2 separate regions of the Homo sapiens genome follow, and region 1 is linked to region 2. Evidence: chromatin loops called from intact Hi-C (ENCODE). Cell type or tissue: GM12878. All regions are shown on one strand. Links, peaks and the distances in the headings refer to the core of each region. The heading gives the core; the rest is flanking DNA. Region 1 has its middle 180 kb from the start of TRD-GTC1-1. Region 2 has its middle 230 kb from the start of MIR4303.

Region 1 (16,475 bases), core at 3,176-11,175, 94 kb before region 2:
TCTGGAGAAGGAGCTTTTTATTGTTAAGAGATTGATGAGTTTCAGGACATGCTATTCTGAAAAATGGCACATGGCATTTCAGAAAACAGCAAAAGCAGGAAGGTCTCTCTCTCTCTCTCTCACTTTCTTTTCCACTTCTTCCCTGAAGCAGGCCATAAAACCTAGCTGACCTTCCTCTGAAAGTAGGTCAGAAAATCCTCATTTCAGATAAAGGGCTTCTCTCCCTATACCCAAAACAAAATAAAGAAATGTCCTCCTCTCTGAAGACACAGAGACACCAAGAAGAATCTGGACAAATAGGTTTTGCTGAGTTCCCCCACTTTATTACCATTGGATCACACCCTTCTGTTTCCCAGTCATCTTTCTGCAGCCCAGCTCTCCACAACAATACAGTCTTCCCTGTATCTTTGGGTCTTCATTTCTGCAGGCTCCTGTGTAACCTAAAATTTATATTAAATAAATTTGTATGCTTTTCTCTTGTTAATCTTTTTGTTGTTGTTGTTATAGGAGCCTTTAAACTGCCTTTGCAAAATTATAGCAATGAGAAATCTAACACAACTGACTCTACCTTGCTTCTAACCTCACAAGCTGTCTTTTCTCACTCTTATATGTAGGCTAACCTAACTGTGGAAGAAATTTAGTTTATTGTTTAACTTTAGAGCAAGGATGATAATAGCCCTTGACAGAAAAAGAAGTCTTGAAGTGAGTGGGTGTTGTTTCCATGTTTGTTTTTCTTTCTTTTCCTTTTAAACTAAACATGTAGTATTGTGTCTTTAAAAATTTATGTAAATGGCAAACCTGTGTATACCGTACAGATTATCTTGTACTTTGTTTTTATCCATCGACATTTTCTCTCAGTTTATTGTGGAGGGGCTTCAAGATGGCTGAGTAGAGGCGTCTCTTACTCGCCTCTTCTGCTAAGAAAAACCAAAATAGTGAGCAGATAATCACACTTCAAATAGATCATCTAAGGGAGAACACTGGAATTCAACAGAGAACTGACAGGAAACACCTAAAGTAAGGAAGGAGAGGGAAGAGAGGAAGCCTGTTTGGCCAAGATCAGCTGGGAGCTGGAAGAGACTCCCCATTGTGGGACAAGGTAAATGAGAGATACCCAGTGGTCCACATTCTCAGCATGAATCCCTGCAATCTTACAACGGGAGAGCCTCTCAACCCCAGTGGCCCCAAGACTAACATAGGGGGCTCCCTGGAAACCGTGGTAAGGCACTGCTCTAGAGACAGAGCTCATCCTGGGTCCCACACATCCCTAAGCAGTGGTCAGACAGTGCCATGTAAAGAGCCCAGCCCCCACTGGACTGGGTTTTGCCTGGCAACCAGGATGAGGCAGCAATCTCGCACCCACCCTACCCACACACACCTGCCCTGGCCCCATGCAGAGGGGCAGCTGTGCATTCTTACATGCCCCAAGGGCAAATTCCACTGCCCACAGCTGCTGTGGCTGTGGACTGCAGGTGGGTGAGGCACAGGGGGATGCCCATGCTCCCTGGCTGCCTACCTATGGTGGCTCCCAGGGAAAGCAACCCATCCTCCCTAGTAGCAGGGCCTCTGCTGCCTCCACCTGAGCATTTTGCTGGCCATGGCTCACCCTACCCTTGCATACCACAGCCAGCATCTATATGAACCACTAGGGTGTCTGGCCTGGCTCCACCTCCTCCAGTACAAGAGTGCAGCATCCAGAGGCCTGGGGATTGCCCAGCCCTCTCCACCACCAGTGGCACCTGAGCACTCCTCCTGGGGTATAAGGCTGGGCCCACTCAACCTGCTGCTACCACCACAACTGCCACTGACCTGCAGGTCCCACATGTGGGTCTGGGGACTGGCCTGCCTGACCTGTCACAGGCACTGCCAACACCAATGTGGACCACTTGGGTCCCAGAGGGATGTCCGTTGCTGCTACTGGCATCACCCACACCACACCCACTGCACAGGGGCTTGGGAACCTGCTCACATGCCTGGCCCACTGCTGCCATTCCTGGGAACAAGCCACCCGGAGGCCCAATAATCAGCCTACCTGGACCTGCTAACACCAGTATGTATGATGCTCTGGGGCCCTAGGACAGGCATGCTCAGCCCACTGCTGCCATTGCTGGGGCCTGAAGACTGGCCTACCTGGTGTCCCAGTCCCCAGCAAAACTTCATCACAACAGTGTCCACTAGCAAACTGCATCCTGTCATCAAGGAAATCACAGACACCACCAATGCTGTTTATAGCCAAAGAAATCCTACAAAGACTAATCATCAGGGAAATGCAAATTAAAATCACAATGAGATATCATCTTACCCTAGTTAGAATGGCTATCATTAAACAGACAAAAAAACCCCTGAAGTTGGCAAGGATGTGGAGAAAAGGGAACATTTATACACTGTTGGTGGGAATGTAAATTAGTACGACCACTGTGGAAAACAGTATGGAGGTTCCTCAAACAACTAAAAATAATCATCAGAGAAATGTAAATCAAAACCACAATGAGATACCATCTCATACCAGTCAGAACAGCTATTATTAAAAAGTCAAAAAACAACAGATGCTGGTGAGGCTGTGGAGAAAAGGGAATACATACACTCTTGGTGGGAATGTAAATTAGTTCAGCCGCTTAAAAAGCAGTTTGGAGATTTCTCAAAGAACTTAAAACAGAACTACCATTTGAGACTGCATTCCCATTACTAGGTAAATATCTGGATTAGTTCGTTCTCACATTGCTATAAGGAAATACCTGAGACTGGGTAATTTATAAAGAAAAGAGGTTTAATTGACTCACAGTTCCAATGACTGGGGAGGCCTCAGGAAACTTAGAATCATGGCGGAAGGCACCTCTTCACAGGGTGGGAGTAGAGAGGATGAGTGCCAAGCAAAGGGGTAAGCCCATTATAAAAACATCAGATCTTGCGAGAACTCACTATCACGAGAGCATTATGGGGGAAACCACCCCTATGATTCATTTATCTCCACCTGGTCCTGTCCTTGACATTTGGGGATTATTACAATTCAAGGTGAGATTTGGGTAGGGATGCAGGGCCAAACCATATCAATAATGAAAAGAAAAAAACATTATACCAAAAAGACACATGCACTGCCATGTTCATTGTGCGCTATTCACAATAGCAAAGACATGGAATTAACCTAGTTGCCCATCAATGGTGGATTGGGTAAAGAAAATGTGGTATACATATACATACTACAATAGCACAAAGCCATAAAAAAGAAAAAATCATGCCCTTTACAGCAACATGGATTCAGCTGGAGGCCATTATCCTAAGTGAAATAACACAAGAACAGAAAACCAAATACTGTATATTCTCACTTACAAGTGGGAACTAAATATTGGGTACTCAGGGATGTAAAAATGGCAAAAATAGAAACTGGGGACTACTAGGGAGACAGAGGAAGGGGGCAAGGGTTGAAAAACTTACTATTGGGTACTATACTCATTCCCTGGGTGACAGGATCATTTGTACCCAAGCCTCAGCATCATACCATATACCTAGGTAACAAACCTGTGCGTGTATCCCCTCAATCTAAAATAAAAATTAAAACCCTGAAAATAGAACTACCATATGATCCAGCCATCCCAATACTAGGTATTTATCCAAAAGACAGAAAAGGAAATCAGTATATTGAAGAGATATCTATACTCTTATGTTTATTGCAGCACTATTCACAATAGCCAAAATATGGAATCAACTTAATTGCCTACCGACAGATGAATGGATAAAGAAAATGTGGTATAAACACACAATGAAATATTATTCAGCCATGAAAAAGAATGGAATCCTGTCAATTGCAGCAATAAATGGATGACTGGATGGAACTGGAGGCCGTTAGGTTAAGTGAAATAAACCAGGCAAGACAAATACCACATGTTCTCACTCATATGTGAGAGTTAAAAAAGTTGATCACATGGAGGTAGAGAGTGGAATAATAAATACGAGAGACTGGGAAGGTGTATGTGTGGGCATTGAGTGGGGGATGGAGAAACGTTGGTTAATGGGTACAAAAATACAATTAGATAGAAGAAATACTTTCTAAAGTTTGTTACCAGAGTAGGGCCACTGTAGTCAACAATAAGGTATTTTTCAAAATAGCTAGAAAAGTAAACCTGAAATGTACTGAACACACATAGAAATGATACATACTAAATACACTGACTTGACCATTACACATTCATGCATGTAACAAAATTTCTCATGTACCCCTAAATATGTACAAGTATAACGTATCAAAAAAAAAAACAAAAAAGATTTAGTTTATTGTAATAGCTTAAAGTGTTCCATTTTAGGAGCAGACCACATTTTCTTATCCATCCTGATAAGCACATAGCTGCTCTAGGGTAGCTACCCAAAGGGGGAACTGCTCCGCTGATAGTGGTATGCATCAGCCTTGCAGCTTACTAGGTAGAGCAGAATTGCTCCCCAAAGAGCTACACAATTTGTTCTCCTACTACGCACATGTGAATTTCCATTTCTCACGTCCTTGCCAACAATTTGTATTAATAAACTCATTATTTTTAAAAGTTTTTGTGAAAGACATTGTGAAAAAATAGACCATACTTCCCCCACTAATTTTTAAGGCTTTTTTTTTTTTTTATATAAACGAAGTTGCAATAAGTCAACCTGAGTCTGTTTCTTGGCTCTGTATTCTGTTCCGGTTGTCGCTGTGTCACCTTGCTCTGTGATATGACTTTACAATGAACCCTGTCATCTTTGAGTGTAAGTTTTTCTACATTTTTCTTCTTCAAAATTGTCTTGGTTATTCTTTGCCCTTTCTTATTCTATGGGAATTTCAGCATCCGCTTGACCAAGTCTGTGAAAAACCCAGGAGGATTTGACTGCAATGCATTGACTTTGTTGATTAATTTGAAGAAAATTGCCAACTTAAAAATATTGATTCTTTCTTACCTGTGAACATGCTGCATTTTCCCATTTTTTCCAGATTTAAAAAATTTATATCCTTCAATAAAATTTTATACTGTTTTCATAATATGAATATATACCTTTTGCCAGCTATGTTCCTATGTACCTTATATTTTTGCTGTTATTGTGACTGATACGATTTTAAAATTACATTTTCTAATTGGATGTTGCAGGTGTACAGAGATGTTATTTATTTTTGTATATGATTTTATATCCAATAAGCTCTTACTGCTTTTAATAGTTTATATATTCTCATAGATTTTTCTACATGGACAATACTATTATCTGTGAATAATGACAGTTTTGATTCTTCCTGTCCAATCTCTACATCTCTTTTTTCCTCCCTCTGGTCTTTGCTTTAGCTAAGACATCCAGGAAAGTGCTGAATACAAGTGGTGCTAATGGACATCCTTGTTCTTTAAAATGCAATGTTTTAAACATTTTACTATTTAGCATGATATTTGCCAAAGGTTTTTGGTAAATATCTTTATCAAGTAAAGAAAGTTTCCCTGAGTGCTGGTGTCTAAGAGTTTTTATAGTAAGTGAATATTGAATTTCACCTATTCTTCTGCATTTTTGAGATTATCATATAGGCTTTTTTTTTTTTTATTAGTTAGGGTTGTGTATTACCTTTATTGATTTTCTAACATTAAATCATCTTTGCATTCCTGAGATAGGCCTTAGTCAGTCATGGGGTATCCATTTTTAAATGTCTCACTGCATTTATTTGCTAATAAATTATTTAAGTCCTTTACATCTATGTTTATGAGTGAACTTGGCCTGTAATTTTCTCTTTTTATATGATCCTTCTCCAGTTTTGGGTACATTAACTTTATATAATAAACCAAGGAGTTTTCTATATGCTTAGCAGCAGTTTGAATAAGTTAGGAAACACTATTCCTTGAAGGTTTGAAATATACTTGAATAATCATTTTGGCCCTTATTTGGTGGTGAGGAAGAGCATAGATTGTTAATTACTGGATTCAATTTTTTATATAATCATGTCTATTCAGGTTTTTATATTTCTTATGAGAAAATTTTGGTAATTAATTTTTTTAAAATGTATGCCTGCCTGGGTTTCAAATTTATTGGCATCAAGTTATTCATAATATTCCTAAGATGCTATAAGTTTCTGATGTGTCTGTAATTATGTGTCTTTTCTCATGTCTAATATGGATACTTTGTACCTCAGTTCTTTTTCTTATTCAGTCTTACCAGAGGATTAGTTTGTTTCTGGTCACCGCAAAGATTCAGCGTTTTGCTCTGTTGATCCTCTTTTATTTATTTATTTTTTGTTATTATATGATGAATTTCTACCCTTAAATGTTTTATTTCCTTTCTCCTACTCCTTCATTTGAGTTTACTGTTTTTCCTTTTCTATTTTTTTGAATCAGATGAAGTTCATTACTTTTTAAAAATTTTCTAAGACTAAATGTATTCAATATCCTCATGAAATTTGTGATCGTAAGTATCCAATAGTTTAAAAAGTACAAAACAGACCTGTGGATTTTGAATGTATTAATACAAAGTGCATGACTACATACAGTATATCCTACAGGCAAAGAGAGGTGGAAGGGGAAAAAGAAGACTGTGGCTGAGGGCTAGTAAAAAATAAATAAATACAGAAGCAGAGATGATTCATACTATAGTGTATCCTACCACCAATACTACAGCCAAAATATACAAACAATTTTTTTCAGAATAACTCTGGAGGATAATAATGGCTGGACTCTCATAATTCACCTCAAAGACTGTGGGAGAGCCAACCCAAGTCATTGTGTGGTCTGTGCATATGCTGGCTTGTAGCATGTAGTTTTTTCCAAAAGGAGGAAATATAAAATATGTTTAGATTAACTATAAAACTATAGGGTACCTATAAAAGGCGACTAACTCCTTATTGTTATACTATCCAATTTTAAAAATCCTGTTTAAAAAATAAGCACTGAGTTATGTTACCATAAGGCAGACAAATGCTTCTTCCTCATTGTGAAATCTGAACTGGTGATTTTTTTTTTCCTGAACATTTAGAAAAGAGGCAGTAAGAGTACTTTGGCTTGGGTTCAAGTGAGAGGCTTTTAATGAGCATTTTAGAATTGAAGAGCCCCAAGTTCAGGATATCTCAATGTTCAGAAAGCTAAGCTGGCTAAAAGAAGCCAAACCAAAACCAACCCACTTATCATTAACACCACCCCTCTTCTAGTAAAGTTTTCTTTAAATATAGAGTGGAAAAGAACCCTAATAGGCTAAAACAAGTCAAACACCCACTCTTCACAGACAAAACCTTCACAAAAGCCAGCTGAAGTAATCCAGACCTAAAACTGACCTGTGCAGATTTTCAAGAAAGTCATCAGTCATGTAACACAAACAAAAGTCAATTATTTACACACTCGGAAATTCCTCTAAGAAATGTGCCCTAAGAAGCACTAACATTTGCTTTGTGCCATCCTGAAGACTATACATTTTATTTTTGCGATAGTTTAACTTTTGTGTTTGTTCGTTTAATTGAGGCAGAGTCTTGCTCTGTCGCCGAGGCTGGAGTGCAGTGGTACAGTCTTGGCTCACTGCAACCTCTGCCTCCTGGGTTCAAGCTATTCTCCTGCCTCAGCCTCCTGAGTAGCTGGGATTACAGGCATGCGCCACCAAGCCCACGTAATTTTTGTATTTTTAGTAGAGACAGGTTTCACCATGTTGGCCAGGCTGTCCTCAAACTCCTGACCTTGAGTGATCTGCCCACCTTGGCCTCTCAAAGTTTTGGGATTATGGGTGTGAGCCACCACACCTGGCCTCTGATAGTTCAATGTTTTTAATAAAATGTGTTCTCTATTATGTGGTAATGCTTTGGTACTGTTCATATAGGGTCTTGGCTATCCTAAAGACTTGTCATTTCCCCAAGAGGAGCATTGATTCTGCTTTAGAAGTTTCATAAAAATTGAAATCGTTATCAAATATTAATATGAAGAGAGGCAGCACAGGATGCAACATATACAGTCATCTTTCCTTTCTGTATATTTAGAAATTACTTTTTCCTTTAAGGTATTTGCAACAGAAAGCACAGTCTGTCCTGCTTAATAATCAGTAGTACAGGTTTGAATTGTTGGAACCTTGGCAAGACCTTAATATTTCAAAATTATTAACAACTACCTCTAGGGGCAAGTCCATGTTACTGAGTTATGACAAATTATTATCGTGAGGGAAAACAAGTGTAGCCAGCTACCTTAAAAAATGCCCCAACCACTGCTTCTCAATATAGAAAGACTAAAACTACCTACCGTTTAGCATATGACAAATCCCATCTCTGTACCCTGAAATTCCCCTAGTTTCATTCATTAGAAGGGTATTAAAAAAGACTTATAGCAGCATTCGGCTTTCTTGTGAAATATCCAGCATCTTAAATATTATTTTCAATTCTTTTTTTGTGAAGCTAGAAATCGACTTCAGAATTTGTGAGACTAGGGGGAAAATAACCCATTCAAAACTATTCTAGAAGTTGTTTTTTGGCAGAGTAGCAGGTATCCAAGTTAAAAATAGGTGGGACAGTTAGTTGCTTTGTGGTCTTTTCAAAGTTTAAATTGTTTTTTGTTCCCCGTTTCTACTCCTGAGTGATGTGGGCAGAGGCTCTGGCCCCTGCCCCTACATTTCTCAGTAGTTGCTTTTGTATTCCTGTGGCAAGGCTTGAACAGATGTGAGTTGATGAGGACTTTCCCAAAATGGCCTTTATAAATAATCCCACTATGTATCTTCTTTTTCAGTCTGTGAGATCTAAAAAGGAAAACACCTGGTGTTCTGGTAGAACCAGAAGCCATCTCCATAACTGAGCCATCGTCTGACTAGTTGCTGTAACAAGGAGGCACTTGAGGTGGTACTGTGAGCATCATCATTGCAATCTTTACCTTTCTTCTGCAGTTTATTGGTCTGGTTGCTTTTTATCCTGTTCCCAGATACAGTTTTCACTCTCTTTGGTTTCAGTGTAGTATTTAGACTGGGTCCAGCCCTGCATCTGCCACATGAATCCAGGGTTTTTTGATCCTGCTGGCAACGTCTTCCATCTTTTCACAAGCAGAACACAGGCATCGCAGATGTCTCATGCAGCCCCAAAGAGCTCTGGAAGTCCTTTTCATAGCGTTTACTGTCAGTGAATCAAGAACTGGAGGACTTAGCTCTGCAAACACAACAGCCCTCTATACTTCGGTACATCTTTGGCTTGGGAAAAACTAAACATCTTTTTTCTGGGCAATAGTCTTCCAAAAGCATCCATTCCATAAGAAACAACATCCTGGAGATGCAGAGTGCACGCCAGGCCAGTCCCTCTGTAAGCCCTCCCTCTTCAACTGCCTTGTCTAGAAAAATTGGCCCATTACCTTTTGACCTTTCTTCTTATCTAATAAATGCATTTCAGGCTAAATTGCCCTTAAGTACTGATTGAGTTGCATCCATCAATTTCGATATGCAATATTCTTAATTGTTATTCAGGTCTGAATATTCATAATTTTCTTTATGATTTATTTGTGGACCTATAAATTATTTACATGACCTTAAATATTTCTCTAACATATATGGTTTTGGAGTCTATTTCTCAACTATTGGTTTCTAATTTTACAGTACTTTGATCACAAAATGTGGTCTGCTGCACAATGTTTTGAATTTGTTGAATCTTGCTTTGTGAGGAAGTCTCTAGTAAATTTTTGGTAAGTTATTCATGTGTCCTTGAAAATAAAATGCATTCTTTAATTTTTGGTGTAGAATATAAGTTGCAATCTGTTTGATAAAGTTTATTAATTGTACTACTTAAGTGTCTATTTTCTTTTTGATTTTTATTCAGTATTGTAAGATGTTAAAATCTTCCTTCCATGATTATGGATATGTTCATTTCTCCTTGTGAGTCTTTGGTTTTGCTTTATATATTTTAAGGCCATGTTATTATAGACTATTATAAGACTATTATATCTTTTTAAAAAAATTATTCATTTAATCATTACATCATGTTTTCTCCCTGAAATTTATTTTTGTCTGATTTAATATGACTATTTATTTATTTAGTTTATTTTATTATACTTTAAGTTCTAGGGTACATGTGCACAACGTGCAGGTTTGATACATAGGTATACATTTGCCATGTTGGTTTGCTGCATCCATTAACTCATGATTTACATTAGGTATTTCTCCTAATGCTATCCCTCCCCCAGCTCCCCACCCCCTGACAGGCCCCAGTGTGTGATGTTCCTCGTCCTGTGTCCAAGTGATCTCATTGTTCAATTCCCACCTTTGAGTGAGAACATGCAGTGTTTGGTTTTCTGTCCTTGTGATAGTTTGCTGAGAATGATGGTTTCCAGCTTCATCCATGTCTCTGCAAAGGACATGAACTCATCATTTTTTACGGCTGCATAGTATTCCATGGTGTATATGTGCCACATATTCTTAATCCAACCTATCATTGATGGACATTTGGGTTGGTTCCAAGTCTTTGCTATTGTGAATAGTGCCACAATAAACATATGTGTGCATGTGTCTTTATAGTAGCATGATTAATAATCCTTTGGGTATATACCCAGTAATGGGATGGCTGGGTCAAATGGTAATTCAGGTTCTAGATCCTTGAGGAATCACCACACTGTCTTCCACAATGGTTGAACTAATTTACACTCACACCAACAGTGTAAAAGCATTCCTATTTCTCCATATCTTCTCCAGCACCTGCTGTTTCCTGACTTTTTAATGATTGCCATTCTAACTGGCATGAGATGGTATCTCATTGTGGTTTTGATTTGCATTTCTCTGATGACCAGTGATGATGAGCATTTTTTCATTTGTCTGTTGGCTGCATAGATGTCTTCTTTTGAGAAGTGTCTGTTCATATCCTTTGCCTGCTTTTTGATGGGGTTGTTTGTTTTTTCTTGTAAATTTGTTTGAGTTCTTTGTAGATTCTGGATATTAGCCCTTTGTTAGATGGGTAGATTGCAAAAATTTTCTCCCATTCTGTAGGTTTCCTGTTCACTCTGATGGTAGTTTCTTTTGCTGTGCAAAAGCTCTTTAGTTTAATTAGATCTCATTTGTCTATTTTGGCTTTTGTTGCTACTGCTTTTGGTGTTTTAGACATGAAGTCCTTGCCCAAACCTATGGTATTGCCTAGGTTTTCTTCTAGGGTTTTTATGGTTTTAGATCTAATATTTAAGTCTTTAATCCATCTTGAATTAATTTTTGTATAAGGTGTAAGGAAGGGGTCCAGTTTCAGTTTTCTACATATGGCTATCGAGTTTTCCCAGCACCATTTATTAAATAGGGAATCCTTTCTCTATTTCTTGTTTTTGTGAGGTTTGTCAAAGACCAGATGGTTGTAGATGTGTGGTGTTATTTCTGAGGCCTCTCTTCTGTTCCATTGGTCTATATCTCTGTTTTGGTACCAGTAGCGTTGTAGCATAGTTTGAAGTCAGGTAGTGTGATGCCTCCAGGTTTGTTCTTTTTGCTTAGGATTGTCTTGGCAATGCGGGCTCTTTTTTGGTTCCATACGAACTTTAAAGTCGTTTTTTTCCAATTCTGTGAAGAAAGTCATTGGTAGCTTGATGGGATGGAATTGAATCTATAAATTACTTTGGGCAGTATGGCCCTTTTCATGATATTGATTCCTCCTATCCATGAGCATGGAATATTCTTCCATTTATTTGCATCCTCTTTTATTTCCTTGAGCAGTGGTTTGTATTTCTCCTTGAAGAGGTCCTTCACATCCCTTGTAAGTTGGATTGCTAGGTATTTTATTCTCTTTGTAGCAACTGAGAATGGGAGTTCACTTATGATTTGGCTGTTTGTCTGTTAATGGTGTATAGGCATGCTTGTGATTTTTGCACATTGATTTTGTATCCTGAGACTTTGCTGAAGTTGCTTATCAGCTTAAATAGATTTTGGGCTGAGACGATGGGGTTTTCTAAATATACAACCGTGTCATCTGCAAACAGGGACAGTTTGACTTCCTCATTTCCTAATTGAATAGTCTTTATTTCTTTCTCTTGCCTGATTGCCCTGGCCAGAACTTCCGACACTAGGTTGAATAGGAGTGGTGAGTGTTAGGGTTAGGGTTAGGGTTGAATAGGAGTGGTGAGAGTGGGCATCCTTGTTTTGTGCTAGTTTTCAAAGGGAATGCCTCCAGCTTTTGCCCATTCAGTATGATACTGGCTGTGGGTTTGTCATAGATAGCTCTTATTATTTTGAGATATGTTCCATCAATACCTAGTTGATTGAGAATTTTTAGCATGAAGGGCTGTTGAATTTTGTCAAAGGCCTTTTCTGCATCTGTTGAGATAATCATGTGATTTTTGTCATTGGTTCTGTTTAGGTGATGGATTACGTTTATTGATTTGCATATGTTGAACCAGCCTTGCATCCCAGGGTTGAAGCCAACTTGATCGTGGTGGATAAGCTTTTTGATGTGCTGCTGGATTCTGTTTGCCAATATTTTATTGAGGATTTTTGCATCGATGTTCATCAGGGATATTGGTCTAAAATTCTCTTTTTTTGTTGTGTCTCTGCCAGGTTTTGGTATCAGGATGATTTTCGCCTCATAAAATGAGTTAGGGAGGATTTCCCTTTTTTCTATTGATTGGAATAGTTTCAGAAGGGATGGTACCAGCTCCTCTTTGTACCTCTGGTAGAATGCAGCTGTGGATCCATCTGGTCCTGGACTTTTTTTGGTTGGCAGGCTATTAATTATTGCCTCAATTTCAGAGACTGTTATTGGTCTATTCTGAAATTCAACTTCTTTCTGGTTTAGTCTTGTGAGGGTGTATGTGTCCAGGAATTTATCCATTTCTTCTAGATTTTCTAGTTTATTTGCATAGAGGTATTTATAGTATTCTCTGATGGTATTTTGCATTTCTGTGGGATCAGTGGTGATATCCCCTTTATCATTTTTTATTGCATCTATTTGATTCTTCTCTCTTTTCTTCTTTATTAGTCTTGCTAGCGATCTGTCAATTTTGTTGATCTTTTCAAAACACCAGCTCCTAGATTCATTGATTTTTGAAGGGTTTTTTGTGTCTCTATCGCTTTCAGTTCTGCTCTGATCTTAATTATTTGTTGCCTTCTGTTAGCTTTTTAATTTGTTTGCTCTTGCTTCTCTAGTTCTTTTAATTGTGATGTTAGGGTGTCAGTTTTAGATCTTTCCTGCTTTCTCTTGTGGGCATTTAGTGCTATAAATTTCCCTCTACACATGGCTTTAAATGTGTCCCAGAGATTCTGGTACGTTGTGCCTTTGTTCTCATTGGTTTCAAAGAACATCTTTGTGTCTGCCTGCATTTCGTTATTTACCCAGTAGTCATTCAGGAGCAAGTTGTTCAGTTTCCATGTAGTTGAGCGGTTTTGAGTGAGTTTCTTAATCCTGAGTTCCAATTTGATTGCGCTGTGGTCTGAGAGACAGTTTGTTGTGATTTCTGTTCTTTTACATTTGCTGAAGAGTACTTTCCTTCCAATTATGTGGTCAATTTTAGAATAAGTGTGATGTGGTGCTGAGAAGAATATATATTCTGTTGATTTGGGGTGGAGGGTTCTGTAGATGTCTATTAGGTCTGCTTGTTGCAGAGCTGAGTTCAGGTCCTGGATATCCTTGTTAACCTTCTGTCTTGTTGATCTGTCTAATGTTGACAGTGGGGTGTTAAAGTCTCCCATTATTATTGTGTGGGAGTCTAAGTCTCTTTGTAGGCCCCTAAGGACTTGCTTTATGAATATGGGTGCTCCTGTATTGGGTGCATATATATTTAGGATAGTTAGCTCTTCTTGTTGAATTGATCCCTTTACTATTATGTAATGGCTTTCTTTGTCTCTTTTGATCTTTGTTGGTTTAAAGTCTGTTTTATCAAAGACTAGGTTTGCAACCCCTGCTTTTTTTTGGTTTCCATTTGCTTGGTACATCTTCCTCCATCCCTTTATTTTGAGCCTATGTGTGTCCTTGCACGTGAGATGGGTCTCCTGAATACAGCACACTGATGGGTCTTGACTGTTTATCCAATTTGCCAGTCTGTGTCTTAATTGCAGCATTTAGCCCACTTACATTTAAGGTTAATATTGTTATGTGTGAATTTGATCCTGTCATTGTGATGTTTGCTGGTTATTTTGCCCATTAATTGATGCAGTTTCTTCATGGCATTGATGGTCTTTACAATTTGACCTATTTTTGCAGTGGCTGGTACTGGTTGTTCCTTTCCATGTTTAGTGCTTCCTTCAGAAGCTCTTGTAAGGCAGGCCTGGTGGTGACAAAATCTCTCAGCATTTGCTTGTCTGTAAAGGATTTTATTTCTCCTTCACTTATGAGGCTTAGTTTGGCTGGATATGAAATTCTGGGTTGAAACTTCTTTTCTTTAAGAATGTTGAATATTGGTCCCCAGTCTGTTCTGGCTTGTAGGGTTTCTGCTGAGAGATCTGCTGTTAGTCTGATGGGCTTCCCTTTGTGGGTAACTTGACCTTTCTCTCTGGCTGCCCTTAACACTTTTCCTTCATTTCAACCTTGGTGAATCTGACGATTATGTGTCTTGCGGTTGCTGTTCTTGAGGAGTATCTTTGTGGTGGTCTCTGTATTTCCTGAATTTGAATGTTAGCCTGCCTTGCTATATTGGGGAAGTTCTCCTGGATAATATCCTGAAGAGTGTTTTCCAACTTGGTTCCATTCTTCCCATCCCTTTCAGGTACACCAATCTTACGTAGATTTGTTCTTTTCACATAGTCCCATATTTCCTGGAGGCTTTGTTCATTTCTTTTTACTCTTTTTTCTCTAACTATATTTTCTTGCTTTATTTCATCAGTTTGATCTTCAATCACTGATACCCTTTCTTCCACTTGATTGCATCGGCTATTGAAGCTTGTGCATGTGTCACGAAGTTCTTGTGCCATGGTTTTCAGCTCCATCAAGTCATTTAAGTTCTTCTCTATACTGTTTATTCTAGTTATCCATTTGTCTAATCTTTTTTTCAAGGTTTTTGGCTTCCTTGTAATGGGTTCAAACGTCCTCCTTTAGCTTGGAGAAGTTTGTTATTACCGACCTTCTGAAGCCTACTTCTGTCAACTTGTCAAAGTCATTCTCCATCCAGCTTTGTTACGTTGCTGGCAAGGAGCTGTGATCATTTGGAGAAGAAGACGTCCTGTGATTTTTAGAATTTTCAGCTTTTCTGCTCTGGTTTCTCCCCATCTTTGTGGTTTTATCTGCCTTTGGTCTTTGATGTTGGTTACCTACAGATGGGGTTTTGGTGTAGATGACCTTTTGTTGATGTTGATGCTGTTTCTTTCTGTTTGTTAGTTTTCCGTCTAACGGTCAGGTCCCTCAGCTGTAGCTCTGATGGAGTTTGCTGGAGTTCCACTCTAGACCCTGTTTGCCTGGGTATCACCAGCAGAGGTGGCACAACAGCAAATATTGCAGAACTGCAAATATTGCTGCCTGATTCTTTCTCTGGAAGCTTCAACCCAGAGGGGCAGCCGCCTATATGAGGTGTCTGTTGGCCCCTACTGGGAGGTATCTCCCAGTTAGGCTACACAGGGGTCAGGGACCCACTTGAGGAGGCCGTCTGACCATTTTCAGAGTGCAAACGCCATGCTGGGAGAACCACTCCTCTCTTCAGAGCTGTCAGACGGGGACATTTAAGTCTGCGGAAGTTGTCTGCTGCTTTTTGTTCAGCTATGCTCTTCCCACAGAGGTGGAGTCTAGAGGCAGTAGGCCTTGTTGAGCTGTGGTGGGCTCCACCCAGTTCAAGCTTCCCGGAGGCTTTGTTTACCTACTCAAGCCTCAGCAATGGCAGACGCCCCTCCCCCAGCCAAGCTGCCATCTTGCAGATCGATCTCAGACTGCTATGCTAGCAGTGAGCAAGGCTCCATCAGCGTGGGTGCTGCTGAGCCAGGCACGGGAGAGAATCTGCCGGTTGCTAAGACCTTGGGAAAAGCACAGTATTTGGGCGGGAGTGTCCCATTTTTCCAGGTAGTCTGTCACGGCTTTCCTTGGCTAGGAAAGGGAAATTCCCCGACCCCTTGTGCTTTCAGGGTGAGGTGATGCCCTGCCCTGCTTCGGCTCACCCTCTGTGGGTTGCACCCACTGTCCAACCAGTCCCAATGAGATGAACCGGGTACCTCAGCTGGAAATCCAGAAATCGCCTGTCTTCTGTGTGGATCATGCTGGGAGCTTCAGACCAGAGCTGTTCCTATTCGGCCATCTTGACTCTGACTGTATTTATTTTATTTTGGTAAGTATTATTTCATTACGTAATTTTTTACCTCTTTACTTTCAACATTTTTGGAATTATGTTTTAGGTGTGTCTCTTATGAATAGCATATAATTGGAAAGTGTATGTGCCAAAAAACCAATGTAAGACTGGTGAGTTTAGTATGTGCATATTTATTGTGATTGCTGATGTATCTATTTCTACCATTTCATTTTATACTTTATAAGTACCACATAGCCCTTGGATTCTTCTCTTGCTCTCTCATGTGTATGTGTTTGGGGGAGATGGGGTCTATTAGATTGATTGAGTTTTCTTTATTCTGTGCAGCTACCCACGTCACCTTGTCCTCTGGACGTT
Region 2 (16,475 bases), core at 3,403-11,402:
GCTGAGATTGCACCACTACACTTCAGCCTGGGCGACAGAGTGAGACTCCATCTCAAGGGGGGAAAAATCTATTGCATTCCTGCTGAGAAGGTTGGACAAGTTAATTAATTTGTCTTTGCTCTTGCCTGAATGTTTCCATAGCTTACATTTTTCCTGCTTTTCAAAGCAGTGGTTATTTCTTCCCTGCAGTGGCAAAACCCACAAATTTCCATAGTATTTGGACACAGTTGCCTTTCATTTTGAAGACATAGTGCAAAGAATGTGGAGAAGTTTTTCCTTGGGACCTGAATGGTGTTTGGCCTATGAATAGATGTTTGGGATTACAATTTGTGCCATGTTGTGCTAAGTGCCAGATCTTGTGTGACAAAGGTGCCTTGTGCTCTTTAATCGATTTACTGTGTGTGTGATAAATAGGGCCTTCTCAAACAGTCCAAAAGTACACTTTTTGCCCCTGTCAAAGGGATGATATTGTGGTGAATATCTCTGAACATATGGCATTTAATTTGTGGTGGCTGCAGGATCGATTCCTTAAAAATCCAATTGTGTTAAAGTGTGTAGATATTTTAACTGCTGATAGATGTTACCAGATTGTTCTCCTTAGTGGTTGTGGCAATTTACAATTTCATTAGAAATGTAAGAGAATGGCTATTTCCCCACATCCTTGTTAAGAGTGTTTTATCAAACATTACAGATCTTTGCCCATCTGTTAGGTGAAAAATAATATAGAGCTGCAGTTTGAATTTACGTTTTTCTTATCATGGATAAGGTGAGCAGTTTTTCATGTATTTACATTGCTATTTATATTTTGTCTAGTAAATTGTTCATATGTTTTGCTAATTGTTTTCTATTGGATTATTCATCATTTACTTATTTATTTGTAGATGCTCTTCATATACTACAAAAATTATCTTTTTGTTATGAGTTGCAAAAATTTTTCTCAGGTTGGTTTTGTAACTTGTTTTTTGTTCTATATGGAGACTTTAAATATTCTTATGTAGTCAAATGTATTAATAACTTTTGGGTTTTTTAAATAATCCTTAGAAATGCCTTTCTGCACTTGAAGATAATAAAAAATAAAAATAAAATGCCTCTTCCTTTTTTCTTATAATTCTTTTAAGGTTTCATTTTTCACCTTCAAATCTTTTATCCATTTGGGAGATATTTTTGTGGAAATTGTGAAGTAGGTATCCAATGTAATGTTTTTCTCTGATGGATATTTTGTTGTCCCAATAGTATTGGGAAGTGAAACCAGCTCCAGGTTTCACTTATCCTCAATATCTTATCTTTACCATTGATTCAAAAATATCTTTAGCATATATACATTTCAATATGCTTTTGAGTGTTTCTCAGGTCTTTCCTAGTCTTTCATTTATCTGCATATTTGTTTTATGTTTTTGTACCATATTACTTAGTTATTGTAGCTTTATTTTACATTTTAATGTTTGGTAGGGCTAATCTTACATCATAATTCTTTTTCCCTGCAGAATCTTCTACTATTCTTCCTTCTTTCTCCCTTATAAACTTTAAATCAGTTATTTTATTTCCAAAAAAATCCCCTTGGTAGATTTTTGGGTTTGTGTAAACTACTAATCGGAATGAGAATTAACATCTTTATGATGATAAGATTTCCTTCTAAGAATGTGGTTGCCTTTCCATTAGTTTAAATCACTTTTGTTTGGGCCTTTTTAAAGACTTTTTCTTTTTTTTAAAGGAGTCTTGCTGTGTTGCCCAGGCTGGAGTGCAGTGGTGAGATCTCAGCTCACTGAAACCTCTGCCACCTGGGTTCAAGCAATTCTCCCTGCCTCAGCCTCCCGAGTAGTTGGGATTACAGGTGCCCGCCACCAAGCCTGGCTAATGTTTGTATATTTAGTAGAGATGGGGTTTTGCCACACTGGCCAGGCTGGTCTCAAACTCCTGACCTCAGGTGATCTACCTGCTTCGGCGTCCCAAAGTGCTGGGATTACAGGCGTGAGTCACCATGCCTGCCCTTAAAGACATTTTAACACTATTTTATATAGCTCCTGCACATTTGTTGTAAAGTTTATTCATAAGTATATTACATATATTTTTGCTTTTGTAAAATGAGGGTCTTTCCCATTATTTCTTGTAATTGTTATGTGTATACATGAAGGCTATTGATTTTTATATATTAATTTTTTTAGCAGTACCATACTGAATTCTCTTAGTGTTTATAATAATTCCTCAGTTTATTTTCTTGGGTTTCTAGGCAATCATTTTATTTGCAAATCATTTTTTTTCTGTCATTTATTTCATTTACCTAATTTCATTGCCTAGCTAGATGCTCCAGGGTAATATGAAATATTATGGCACAAGTGAACTTGTTCTAGATTTAGTGGGAATCTACTAGTATTTCCCTATTAATCGTGATATTAACTTTTGTGTTAATATATATGTTTACGTATTTATCATATTAATGAGGTGTCTGTTAATATTTTATCAGTTTTTTTAAAGTTAAGAATAGAGATTATATCTTATCACATGACCTTTTAGTACCCATAGAGATGGTCATATGTTTCTCCTCTCATCTGTTTAAACAATTTTTACTTTTTAAATTTGAATTTTATAAATAGATTTCCTAATATTTAACCCTAACCTTCCTTCAATTCCAGAGTAAATTCCCTTTGGTTATGATGTTTTATCCTTTTACAATGCTTTCTGAATTCTGTTTCTCCATGTGTTACAGTACTTCTACATTAATATTTGTAAGAAGGATTGGTCTTTTGTTTGAATTTTTAAAAATTGTGGCATAAATGTTATGTTAGCTTCTTGAAGCTCTTTTTTTCTATGTTCTGGAAGAATTGTCATTCTTTGTCTTGTCTGGTGTTGTTTGCCCTGGCCATGATTGGATTTTTAATTATTTAGGGTATGATATTTTGGGGTCAATACGTGTTTAATTACTGATTTGCCTGGAGTGAATCACTCAGCCAAATATTTTGCCATACAGAATTTTTAGCCACTTAAAAATACAGCGTCATATCTCGGCACAGCCATGCTTACTCCATCCTCCTAAGCCAAAATGGACCACATATTGACAAATCCCTACCAGTCCTCCAAGATCCTGTTCAAATGGCACCTTCATGAAGCCTTTCCTGTTCTTCCAATTCTTAGATGGTCTCTTTCTTTGAGGATAATTTTCCGATTTTCTTTATAATTTTTTTATGACACATCCCATTTTTCACATATTTTTCAACAGATTCATTAAATGTCTGCAGACATTAGACAAAATGCTCCCATAATGCTATACTATTTAATCCTTCCCACAGTCCTAAGATTTGAACACTTTCCAGATAAAGGGATGCCAATCTAGAGAGAGTCAATAATTTTTTTTTAGGTTACAAAGCTGATAGGCTTCAAAGCAGAAATGTAGCCCAATTCTGTCTGATTCCAAACCATATACTGTTTTCACCAGATCATGTTGTTAAAATAGAAGATCATCTTTATGATTATTTTGGGCATGCTTCTTTCTCCTCTATGAGATTCCAAGGCCCTGGGTCTGGACTGTGTCTTATTTCTTCTGGAATTCCCTATGTCTTCTTGCACATGGGAGGAAGAAAACAAAAGCTGATCAAATTGCTAGAAGTGAACAGAGCGAGTATCTCAAATTTCGTTCCAATAAAGCTTCAGAATGAATTATGGAATTTTGCTCATGCATTTAATCCCTATTTATAGTCCATTAATCCACACATTTATAAGTTCTTGGTGAAAGGCTTTTCAGAAGGATTTTTGAAGCTATGGAATATGGGGTTTGCTTTCATTGCCATCCAACTGTGGAGCATTCTGGTGGATATTCTCTGGGGCTAGGTCAGTGGGCAGAATTTCCAGTGTTAATTATCTGCATCCTATCTTGATGCTGGAAAACTGCAAGGTGTTGCTTGTCCATCACCTCCGGGGTGCCTGATTGCTTTCCAGGCAAGCCAGAGCCTCATCATACTTTCATCTAGAAGCGACAGCTTCCTCTTTTCAGTTCTCATAGAACTCTATCTGCACCTCTCCTTTGACCATCTCTCACTTCCTACCTGGCATTACAATCGTGTATGTGGATCTCTTATTTCCCTGATGTGTGGTAAGCATCTTAAGGTCATGGACCATGTCTGATTCATCCTCATGTTCCCCACTGTGCTCACTGGGTGCTTGGCACATAGTAGGAGCTCAATACAGTTTAAAAAAGTGATTAAAGTAGGTTCTAAATTCAGCAAATATTGCTCCTCCTATTTTACTGGTACCATTTCAGCATTTTTGCTGCTGCCCACTATTCATATGGGTGGTATGAGCTGAAATTGCTGAAGAGAGATGTAATTTCCCTTGTTAATATAATTACTACCATATATTATCACAGCGCTAAAGTCATAACATTCTCATTTTCAGTGGCCTATACACATCACCAGAATTATCTCTGGAGGAGAAATTTATCATGTTTGTTTTCAGTCTCAGAGTGAAATGCTGCCAAGTTTGGTGAATACGTGCTCAGCCCCGTTTGAGTGACAAGTGAGTGAATAAATGGGGACATTTCACCTCTCATGAAAAAAAAAAAAAACAACAAAAACCGTCAGGCTCTTATTTGCATCCAGATAATTTATTAACTGTTTGGATTCCTAATTCAGGGCAGGGGGAGGGTAGTGAGCATGCTTTTCTCTGCGGGTCTTTCATAGTTTGGGAAAATAATAAACGAGGAGCTGAAGAACCTGGAGAGGAAGGGGGAGGGGAAAGAATATTTACATTTTGCTCATTATGAGGGCAGCAGGCCCATCTGGGGCAGGCTAATGGCCTTGTCAGCTAAACTGAGGGTAGACAAGGACAAGATTTTCAACTGTGAGTGTGTGATCAGCCTGTAGTAGTCAATAACTCTAAGACATGCTTATTTTTCGTTTTGGGGAAAGAGATTCTGCTTCTAGCAGTCTTATCTCAGCCTGGGACTTAAAGGGGTCTTTAGCTGAAGCAAGACCAATCTGGTCCTTGTCATGTTCTTGGGTGGATAGAAGTGGGGCATCTAGGCTGGGTGTGGTAGCTCATGCCTGTAATCCCAGCATGCTGGGAGGTCAAGGTGGGAGGGTCACTTGAGCCCAGAAATTTGAGATCAGCCTGGGCAGCATAGTGAGACCCCATTTCTACAGAAAATTGAAAAATTAGTTGAGCATAGTGACATGCACCTATATTCCTATCTACTTGGAAAGCTGAGATAGGAGGATTGCTTGAGCCTAAGTTAAGTTAATGTTACAGTGAACTATGGTTACACCACTCTACTGCAGCCTGGGTGACAGAGCAAGACCCTGTCTAAAAAAAAAATAATAAAAGGCAGGACATCTGTTCTGCACTTTGGTATTGCTACTGGAAGGTCAGCCATGAGGTGCAGGCCTGGCGCTTCTGTGGCCATCCACGTCCTCTACCCAGAACTAGCTGAAGACAGCACCAGTGACAAGGTGGGTCCCTGCAGGGAGTCAGGGCCTCTCATCAGGGAATCTAGGCTGCAAGAAAGTGGCAGAGGCAAGTTCAGAGTCCAGGAGCTGGGGTATGGCTAGGATTTTAATAAGCCAAGAGAGGGCTCCTACAAAGAGACAGAACCTAAAATAAAGGGTTCCCAAGGAACAGACTCCAAACTTGGGCACTAGAACTTGTAACTACTTTACGTCTCCCTCAGAAACATCCATTTCCTAGCTGCATCATCTCCAAAGTCCTTGGCCTTGACCCTTCCTAGCTGTTCTTCGACTGCAGTGGCTTTCAATTCTGCTGTGCATTAGGGTTGCGCTGCGGTGTGTTATGCTAGGGAACCTATAAAAGAGAGATGTCCTGTCTTCTTCCCTGGACATGTATGTGTTTGTATATACGTGTATGTACACACAGATACATATTTTATAAATATAATGCAGACGTACACAGTTATGTATTTACCCCTAGGAGATTTGAATGCATAGTCAGGTCAAGAACTGCTATTAGATGTTGTGAGAGGAGGAAGTAGAAGCTTGAGCATCCCCTGGAGGCCAACAGGAACATTACCGGAACAGAAGCGCTCATGGCAAGTTCATAGCTTACAGCTACTATTTATGAAATACGGACTCTGTGCCAAACACTTTCTTTATGAACTCATCTGATTTCATATGTCTCTACAAAGTAGATTTTATTAATGCTATCTTAGAGATGAGAACGCTAAAGACCAAGGTCCCACAGTTGAACTGGACCTTGAACCCAAGTTAGGATGGGACCATTGCTTCCTTGATCTGCCTGATTCATATGGTTATTGTAATGATTTCAACCTGAGTTATAGGTTATTATAGTTTTAAGTTTAAGAGTTTGGGCTCTAGAATCAGACTTAAATATATTCAAATTCTGGCTTTGCAATTTAAAGCTAGGTGATTGGGACAAATTACTTAACTTCTTTGACTGTATTAGTCCGTTTTCAAGCTGCTGATAGACACATACCTGAGACTGGCTAATTTATAAAGAAAAAGAGGTTTAATGGGCTCACAGTTCCACATGGCTGGGAAGGCCTCACAATCAAGGTGGAAGGTGGAAGGTGAAAGGCACATCTTCCATGGTGGCAGACAAGAAAGAAGTGAGAACCAAGTGAAAGGGTTTCCCCTTATAAAACCATCAGCTCTCATGAGACTTATTCACTACCATGAGAACAGTATGGGGAAACCTACCCCATGATTCAATTATCTCCTACCGGGTCCCTCCCACAACATGTGGGAATTATGGAAGCTATAATTCAAGATGAGATTTGGGTGGGGTCAGAGCCAAATCATATCACTGACCCTCAGTTTTCTCACCTGTACAATGGGAATAGAATGGCTGAGATGCTTAAATGAGATAATTCTTGTGAAGCTTGTAGGATACTGGCTGGTTCAAACTAAGTAACTAGTAAGCATTTCCTGTTATCATCAGAACTGTCTCAGGAACCAGAAGCAGGTTAGGAAATACAGGTGTCGAGCTTAGAAACCCAGCTGTGAGGAACTGGAAAACATATTTCAGAAAGATGTATGGGGCATGCTGGTGCAGGCTTGTATGAACTTTCTATGCCAGTCTCGATAGGTTAGGACATGGGAAAAATGAGGAAACCTGCAAATAAAGTTAATCAATGATGCTCTTAGGTGCCTCCTTTCCCAAATTCCTCCTCCTTGAAACCCCTCCCCCCATTGCTCCTCCATCCTTTCTGTCTAATATGCTCTCTGCCAGCTGTGATTGAATGCTTGGATCCAATCTCAGGTGATAATGGCTTAAGAAGGTACCTGTCCTAGGAGTATTTTACCTTTTTTAAGAGATTCAATTAACCTTCAAGACCTGAAAGAATTAATCTGTAATGATATAATTTAAGGCCCTGTGAGGGGTAATGGGAAAATAGCATTGGGCGGAGGCTTTTTCCTTTGGTCATTCGAAATGGAATGCTGCTTTACCTGCTCAAGGGACTGCCACCAGATGGTCATCTGGATGGCAGGGACCACCTCCAATTTATCTTAGAATCCTCCCAAGTCTTGTGTTTGGCCGTAGGGACACAGTAAATTCTCAAAATCTTTTTATTGAGTAAAATTTACAGAACATATTTAGTTGTCATCTTAATGTTGCTTCTGTTTAGGTATTCCTGAATGCTTAATAAACTTTACTACAAGGTTTTGAAATGTGAAAACAATTAGTGAAGTAAGTGATTAAATTTTATACCCTTAATCATTTTAACTTTTTTACTCTGTGTTCATTTTTTTCACATGCATTCATTCAGCAAATGTATATGGAGTGTCTATTCTGTGCCAGTCGCTGGAGGAAACGTTTTGGGTTGAGGGTCTTCTTTCCAGACTCTTTGGGCTGGTTTTCTCCTAGTCTTCTTGAAGTTGGGCCATCTCTTTTTCAGCTCTTTCTTCACCATGTGAATGCCTAGCTTTTTGGATCTAGCTGTTCAGGCACCCTCTTTCTTAAGCTCCTGACTCTTTCCTAGTCTCACTGTAAGTGTATCTTGGAAGGGTGTTTATATTCTATGTATTCAAAAAAGGAAGTAAAAAAAAAAATCCATCAACCCTCAGGTAACAGTTAAATCTGATGGAGATTTCACCAAATGAATTATGGAGTCCATCTCTTACTTTTATTATTTAGAACCTAGTCTTGCTGTGACTCTTGGTGAACTTGCAGCTCTGATGTTAATAAATAACTCATCCTCGGTCACTTAGCTGGCTTCCAAAGGAGATTGTGTGCAGAATGTCCCCCCCACACCCCGCAGCTGTATTAGTGTGTGTTGAGGCCAGCCCTACATTTGGAGTAAAGGGTGAAAAAAACGTTAGTCATTGAATTTTCAGTGATAGTAGACCAGAGAACAATAACTTTGCATTTTGACCATTTTCACACATGTAGTTTTCACTTTCGGTTGCATTCATTTTAGTTTATTGTTTCAATTTTTCATGTTGGACAATTTTGACAGTTGAGAAGGCAGTGACTCTGGGGACCAGCTGTGTGAGCTTTAAAATATGAAAAGGGGGAAGGGATGACTGCATGATGACAGAGAGCAGAATGAGAGTAGTGGGGCCAATGTGGGAGGGTATAAGAGGAGACAGAAAGGCAGAGGAGACGACAGCATGAGGAAAAATGCCAAGTATGGAAATAGATGTCACTTCTTCCAGGGCCTGGCCAAAGCTCATATGATACTCTGTTATAGCCTTTCTGCAGCAACAATGCTCATTCAACATTGATTTATGGTGTTTGGGTTTACATAGCCCTGGCCACATACTGCAGAAAAGCAGATCACATGGAGGGTGGGTAGGGGAGAAAAATGTTTTAAGGTGCAACCCCTCTCTTGGCTATTTCCTGATTCTCTCTTGGGGCTGCTTTGTGAAGTGAGGTGGCAGAGGTAGTCTTTTTGTGCTGAGTGGTAGTAGGTGGAATGGGAGACGCATAGACTTTGGAGCCAAACAGACCCAGGTTGGAGTTCCAGTTCTGCCACTCACTGGCTGTGCCACTTAGGCCAAGTGGCTTCACTTCCCTGACTCTTCAGTTCGAAATCTGTAAAATGGAGATAATAATAAACATCTTGTAGGACATCAGTAACTATTAGCATTGACTTATTGCTGTGGTGGTTAATTTTATGTGTCGACTTCTTCACTGAACCACAGGGTGTCCAGATATCTGATTAAACCTTACTCTGGGTGTTTCCAGAAGAGATTAACATTGGAATTGGTAGACTGAGTAAAGCAGATCGTCTTCTCCAATGTGGGTGGGCATTGTCGAATCTGTTGAAGGCCTCAAGAGAACAAAAAGGCAGAGGAAGGGAGAATTTGCTTTTTTCTGCCTGACTGTTAGAGATGGGGCATCAGTCATCTCCCTGTCTGGGACCAGGATTTATACCAATAGTGCTCCTGGTTCTCAGGCCTTCAGACTCATACTGGAACTACATCACTGGCTTTTCTGGGTCTCTAGTTTACAGATGGCTGATTGTGGGGCTTTTCATCCTCCATAATGGAGAATGAACTCTTCATAAAGGAATTGAGCATGAGTCAATTCCTTATAATAAATCCCTTTAAACACACACACACACACACACACACACACACACATACACATTCCAATGGTTCTGTTTCTCTGGAGGACCTTGATTAATACACTTACTAATCTATGAAAATGGCAAATAATCAGTAAACAGCAGCCATTTTTAAGATAAGGAGTCCTATAAAATAGAAGCAAAGGTAATTTAGTTTTACCTGAGCTGACTCTAATTATGGGTGTATGTGAGTTGACAAAATTTATGATCACCTATTTTTACATATCCTTGTGTAGGTGTATTTTGACAGTAAATTCCTTTCAACGAGGATCGATAGAGTACCTACACTGTTACAAGCACAGTGCATATAAACAATGGTAAAACAGAGGCTCATGCATTCTAACAGCCACAAATAAGCAAAGGAAACAGATTTGCATATAACCAACTGACCCAACCAACCGACCATCCAACCAACCAACCAACCAACCAACTAGCCAACAATAAGACAAATGTTAAGTTGGTTGGTTTGAATAAAAGACTAGGCAAGCTTGAAAATGGAGGTGATTAACTTTGTCTGTGTAAGTAGGGAGGACGTGAAGAGTAAAAATTTACTAGGGTTGAAGGAGGGTGGGTTATCTATTCAGAGATTCCAGGTTCAATTAAGACTTGGAGGACTAACTTGACGTAGTTTACGTGGAGGAGTGGCCAGTAGACTGGTGTGGTGGGATTGCTGGGCACTTGGGAAGGAGTACTGGGAAGTAAGGTTAGAGAGACAAATTGGGGCCAGAGTCTGAAGAGAAAGACAATGGGTTGCAAAGGTGGTGAATGAATGCAGAGTTGGAAAATATCCCCCAAAGGACAGGACTGCTGGAGAGAATTAGAGGAAGATTTAATAGTATTCAAATTCATGAGACTAGTTGTTATTCATCTTAGTACAAGATAGAAGGAAAGGAAAAGTTCAGCCTGAGAAAGTATATAACACTAGGAATTATATCCCGACTGTGAGGCTGGGCATCCCAGTGTTTTCTGGAGAAGAGTGGGTAGAGGATTCCCTGAGAGCAAGCTTGTGAAATACAAGGGGTCCAAAGTTTCCCAGGTACGTTGCCATCCCTGAAACACCTTAGACAGGTTTAACTACACTTGTTTTGCTGGGACTTCAGTGGCATGGATCAGGAAGAAAGGGGAAGCAGCTGAACCCAGTATGACAGGGGCTGCAGAAATGCTCTGATCATTAGCTAGTCCAGGGCACATGAACTGGGCCACCATGAAGGCATTTAGAGGAAGGGGACTGCCCAGTGAATGAGTGCCCAGCTTATACCAGGTGCACCATCCTCAGAGGCTAAGGCAGTTTGTTCAATTCCAGACAGTCCCCTGACTGGGAAGTCAATGTCCCTAATGATTTCCTTCTTTCGGTCTGGAATGATTCAGAACTGGGTTAGATTGAGCCTTTCTTTTTGGCAGACAGTCAGCAGTCATCTTCTTTCCCCTTTTTAAAATGCCTGTAGAATAGGAATACTGTTATGGAAATTAGTTAGCAGCTGCTCTACACGAATGTTTAGAAAATTAATATTACTCACATTATACAGTATGGAAGCAGAATTTTAATGAAGCACAGAAACTACAGGCACATTGACCCTTTCCCCTTATCAGAGAAATCTCAGAATGCCTCACTTTCCTTGAGAAAACTTCTCATTTCCACTAGGCTTCTATAGGCTTATTAGTGACAAAAATAGCACATTCACAACCCAAAGGAGCAAATATTTCAGAACATATTGTACTAAAATATGACAGTGTCAGCTAAACCATTATCTATACTTATTTCTCATTATTAATTCTTAACAGTTAGCTGTTCTTTGTTGCATGGTAACCGGATTTGCCATACTATAAAAAATGCTTTAAAGTCCTAAGTGTCAGACTTTGTTCGCACTAATTCTGTTAGAGATGATTGTTATTTGCGCTACAGACTGCTGGGGATGTGGCCTGCATTGAGTAAGAATATGGGATAGGAGGGAATTGGGGTGAAGGTGGGATGTCATAGGGAAGGAGAAAATAACCCACGAGTCAACTCAGAAAAGCCCGTCTTTGCAAAGTCGAACCTAGAACCACCTACCAAGGTCAATACATGTGGCCTCAGTCAATACTGAAAGACCAGAGGGATTTAGTTAATGGGGTCAGGAATGTTATCTGAGGTGTGTGAGACCCCTGGAGAAAGGCTGCAGAAGGAAATTTGAGTGAAGAAGGCAGAGAACAATTAGGGTTGAGGGATAAAAGGAATCCGGCTTGCAGGGGGTCTTCAGCTGGCATGATGAAAAGGAACACGCAGCATGAGTCAGGAGCAGCCCTGGGACATGTTCCAAAGGTGAAAGAACATCTCAATCAAAGGAAGCTCAAGAAGGAAAAAGAACGGCAAACTTCTCCAACAGGTTGTCTGCATTCTAAGTGATTTATGATTTCAACCCATGCAAAAATGTGATGTTCTCTGGTGCCAGGGAACAGCAAGGGTGTTCTTGCCAAAGAAAAGCATTGTTAATGTTCAGGGAGGTGTAGAAGTGGTGATTGGGGGGTGGGGGGCGGGCGGCGGAGGGGGAAGAACCAGAGCAGTGGATCAAGAGCTGGGAATTACATGGAGAAAGAGGTTTATTTGCATTTTGTGGAGAAGTTTGCTTTACACAAATGTGCTATATGTAGTGTCCTGTATTCATTATTCAAATATACTACTATCCACCTTGGGAAGAAAGCGTGTGTGTGTGTGTGTGTGTGTGTGTGTGTGTGTGTGTGCGTGTGCATGTATGCATGTGCCCAGATATCTGATGCTGGGTGTGGGTAGGAGGCTGCCAATCTTTGTCCTCACCACCACTGAAATTTACTGAGCATTCACTGGATATAGACACTGGGTGTTGATCCTGAATCTGGTGCTTGTTACTTGTTACAAGTGATACTTGTTAACTACAGTATGACACTGAAAAATCCACAGTGGTGTGCTGGTGCCAGCTCATACCAGCTTGCAACCTGACATCAGGTTGGTAGGTTGAAACCTGCCATGGTAGGAATGTTAATGCCACAGAAATTGGCAAATGTTGCAAACAAGGCTTTCCTTGTCTCTGCACCTCTATCCAAAGAGCTGGGTGGTAAACATTTACCAGCACGTCGCTGGGTTTTTGCCTTTCAGATGCAGAGGAAATAGTGAAAGGAAACAGCTTCCTTCAGAGACAAGTATAGCTACTCCCAACTCCTTGCCTGTTCTTCCACATTAATCCGCTGTTCGAGAGTGGCAGTTGGTTCACCATGGAAAGAATATGAGCACTGCCATCAATAGACCTGCACTGGAATCCCCACTCAGCCATGTGTTTGTGTTACTGCCTTAGCTGAGTTATTCAGCGTGTCTGCGTCTCAGTTTCTTTCTCTGTAAAATGGGGAGATAGTATCTACCTTGCAATGCTGTCAGGTTTAGAAACCGTATCTCCATAATGGCTGCATTTGCTAAATCTCTGCAATTTACTCTGAAATGCGTTAAAAACGATGGCTTGGTAAATGGATAGTGAGATGGATAGAGGGATGGATGCATGAAAAGGAAGTATTGCAAAATAGTAGAATCCAGGTGGTGAGTAGATGGGTGTTCACTGTAAAAAATTGGTAACTTTTCTGTAATTTTCATAAGAAAATGCTAAAACAAACGAAGCCTATTAAATAGTAATATTGACAAAAATAACAACAGTAAATCCTAACAATAGTAGATATGACTCATCCTGTCACTTTCCCTCTCCTTCACTCTGTTCCAGCCCCAGTGACCTTACTGGTTTGGAATATTCCTGTCCCTTCTGCACTTGTTTCCTCCCACCTAGACTAATGCTCTTCCTTCCCGGATTGCTCTTCAACCCCTTCAAGTCTTTGTTCACATTTTACCCCCTTGTTTGGGCCTTCACTGGCTACCTGTTTATAATGGCACACTTCACCCACTGGCATTCCCTATCTAGCTTGGCTTTATTTTCCTCTACTTATCAAAATCTGCCTTACAATATATTTTACGTAGTTTATTGTCTCCTTGCATGAGAATGTAAACTCCATGAAGGCAAAGATTTTTGTTTAGTTGGTCGCTGCTGGATGTCTAAAAGAACAATGCCTGGAATGTCATAGGTGCTCTAAAAATATTCCCTGAAAAAGGAATGAATAACAGCCTTGGCTGACTTACGGCTAAGCCCCAAATGAAGGCAGCTGTCTCAGTTTGGGTTCTCTCTGAAGCAGATTCTGATATAAGAGTTCAAATGTGTAGGAAAGAAAAATGATTGTTTCTTCAACCGTCATAATTTCTTGGTTGGAATAGACCCCTGTAACAGATAAGAGAAAAACAGTTTATTAACATACATATTTTATGTAGATGGGAGACACCCAGGAAATGAGTAGTTCTCAAAGAGGTGGCTTTGAATTCCAGCTTAGGTAACATCTTCAACAAAGAACAGTTACCTTTTTAGAGAAGGAACAACACAAAGGAAAGGATTTTGAGTTTCTGGGGGGCAGCAACTTGGGGAAGGCAAATAACTGGCAGATAAAGGCTTGTTAGTAAAGCTGGTTAATAGATATTCCTCTGGTACCATCTCTAGGCTGATAAGGGTCTAAAGTTCTTCAGTGGCCAACGTTTGTTCTTCCTGGTAGAAACGGGGGCCAGGACATCTTTTGTCTTTGTAAATCTGTGTCCTGCTTTTACGCAAATAGAGGGAGAACAGAGAGCTTTCCTGTATTTGTTGCTTCGAATGGTCTCAGATCATAATCCTTACACCAGAAGAGGCGTATTTTGGGGTGGCATGTTTCTGGTCTCCTGGAAATGCAAGTAGATTACTTGGAAGGTGATCCCAGGGTACACTGATTAGAGAGTAGAGAATTGAGACACAGCTAATAAAGAATATATTGTCAGGCAAGTTACCACTGTGAGAACCTGGAACATCCCCGGGCCACGGTAGAAGCCAGTATAAGACATGCACCTCAGAGTCATCCTGTGGGGTTTTGGAGTTGGGGTATTTATGTACCAATTCCTATCCTTAGTTGAGGGCTGCTCCCAGAGGTGTAAATTTCCTGACACTTCTGTGTGTTCGGGGAGAAAAGGTATAGAAAGCCAAAGAAAATTCTTAGGCAGGGGACGCAAATGCCAGCCTTTAGAAATCAAGCTGGTACGTAAGGAAAAGGTATGGCGTGGAAGGATATGGGTGGAGCATCCACAGAATCTGCCTTGTCACCCAACATTTTAATGCATTGAGGTCTCCAAATCAGCATTATGAGTTCGTACTTCACATTAACATCACTGATCCTAGAAAAATTCTACAAAAAATCTGTGCATTTCCTCCTTAAAACATTCCAACTTAATTTTACCACTTAGATCCTAGATGTTTTGTCAGTTAATTAAAAAAATCAGAGCTTGTTTAGTATATGGAGGAGAAATTATTGTTTTTTGCCTATTATATTAAGATAGTGTGTTCTTCTTTGGCAATGCCCTAACTAATATTAATCTCACACATTAAATAGGAGCTTCCAGAACAAAATAATATTCATAGATCCAAAAGCAAATGTGCTGACATTTTAAAAATTTCCCAAAATACCAACGAGTTCCAAACTGGAATTAACTATCTCATAACAAAACCTCATGTTTCACTGATTGCTGCTTATGGCTAAAACTAATAAGTTGGGCCAAAGGGAGAGATACAGATCCTCACAGTATAAACAAACAAACCAAATTACCACTCCTAGAGACAAAAGGTTATTTGGAACTTAATGATAAGGTCACAAGGCTTGAAAGAAACATAAACACTTATGACCTTATCTGTCATTTTACCTAAGACCACACTTAATTTTTATGTATATAAAGTTAAAGCACTATTCAGTTGAGTGACCTTCATCTGAATAGTTTGCATTGTGGAAATCTAAAAAAGGATAGAGTGGCTGGGCTCGGTGGCTCACGCCTGTAATCCCAGCACTTTGGGAGGCTGAGGTGGATGGATCACGATGTCAGGAGTTCGAGCCCAGCCTGACCAACATGGTGAAACCCCATCTTTACTTAAAAAATACAAAAATTAGCCAGGTGTGGTGGCGCACACCTGTAATCCCAGCTACTCAGGAGGCTGAGGCAGGAGAATTGCTTGAACCCAGGAGGCGGAGGTTGCAGTGAGCTGAGATTGTGCCACTGCACTCCAGCCTGGGCGACAGAGCGAGACTGTCTAAAGATTAAAAAAAAAAAAAAAAAAAAGGATAGAGCAAGATGTTGAGCGGATATGTAGCTTTTAACTGGTTGTGTTAAGAGGAGCAGTAGGGAAAAGATCTCCTTTTTAGTAGGTAGGCAGATTTGCATTCAACTTCCTTTCCTTCCCTTCATTCATTCTGCTGCATACTAGAATGTGACCTTGGTGAGTTATTAATCTTCTGGTTTTTCAGTTTTCTTCAGCATGAGAATGGGAACTGTAGTACCTCACTCCCCACCCTATCACCTGCCTTTCCTGCTCTTCCTACCATGGATGAAATGAGATCATATATGCAAAGTACTTAGTTGAGTGCTTATAAGAATATCTGTGCTTAATAAATACTAGCTAATTTTATCATGTCCATTCACTCATTTGTTCAGCTATATATATATATATATATATATTTTATTTATTATTATTTTTTTTAATTTTTTATTTTTGAGACAGAGTCTTACTCTATTGTCCAGGCTGGAGTGCAGTGGCATAATCATGGCTCACTGTAACCACCTCTTCCTGGGCCCAAGAAATCCTCCCATCTCAGCCTCTTGAGTAGCTGGGACTACAGGCATCTATCACCACATCTGGCTAACTTTTTGTATTTTTTTTGTTTTTTGTAGAGATGGGGTTTTACCACATTGCCCAGGTTGGTCTTGAACTACTGGGCTCAAGGGATTTGCCTCCCTCAGCCTCCCAAAATGCTGAGATTACAGGCATGAGCCACTGCATCTGGCCCTTAGCAAATTTTTATTGAGTGTCTACTATGTGCCATGTATTGCTCA

Evidence for each region. Peaks named below come from ENCODE experiments on the same cell type or tissue, not always from the same donor. Only the 100,000 strongest peaks of a DNase experiment are listed, where the experiment ranks them.
Region 1: a loop joins it to region 2, with 4 times the contacts of the local background. A loop is called at or near these places in 2 of 110 quality-filtered maps.

The regions. Positions count from the first base shown.
Region 1 is chr12:98,310,407-98,326,881 of GRCh38, reverse strand. It overlaps the pseudogene LOC100131529. Among named protein-coding and RNA genes, the nearest start is that of TRD-GTC1-1, 180 kb to the left of the region's middle. RefSeq lists an enhancer at 1,643-2,351. In GM12878, for the core only: no CTCF peak of the experiment used is centred there; no DNase peak of the experiment used is centred there.
Region 2 is chr12:98,216,878-98,233,352 of GRCh38, reverse strand. No RefSeq gene overlaps it. Among named protein-coding and RNA genes, the nearest start is that of MIR4303, 230 kb to the right of the region's middle. RefSeq lists a cis regulatory region at 5,768 and enhancers at 5,684-5,853, 10,936-11,105. In GM12878, for the core only: no CTCF peak of the experiment used is centred there; DNase peaks (open chromatin) are centred at 4,055 and 8,322.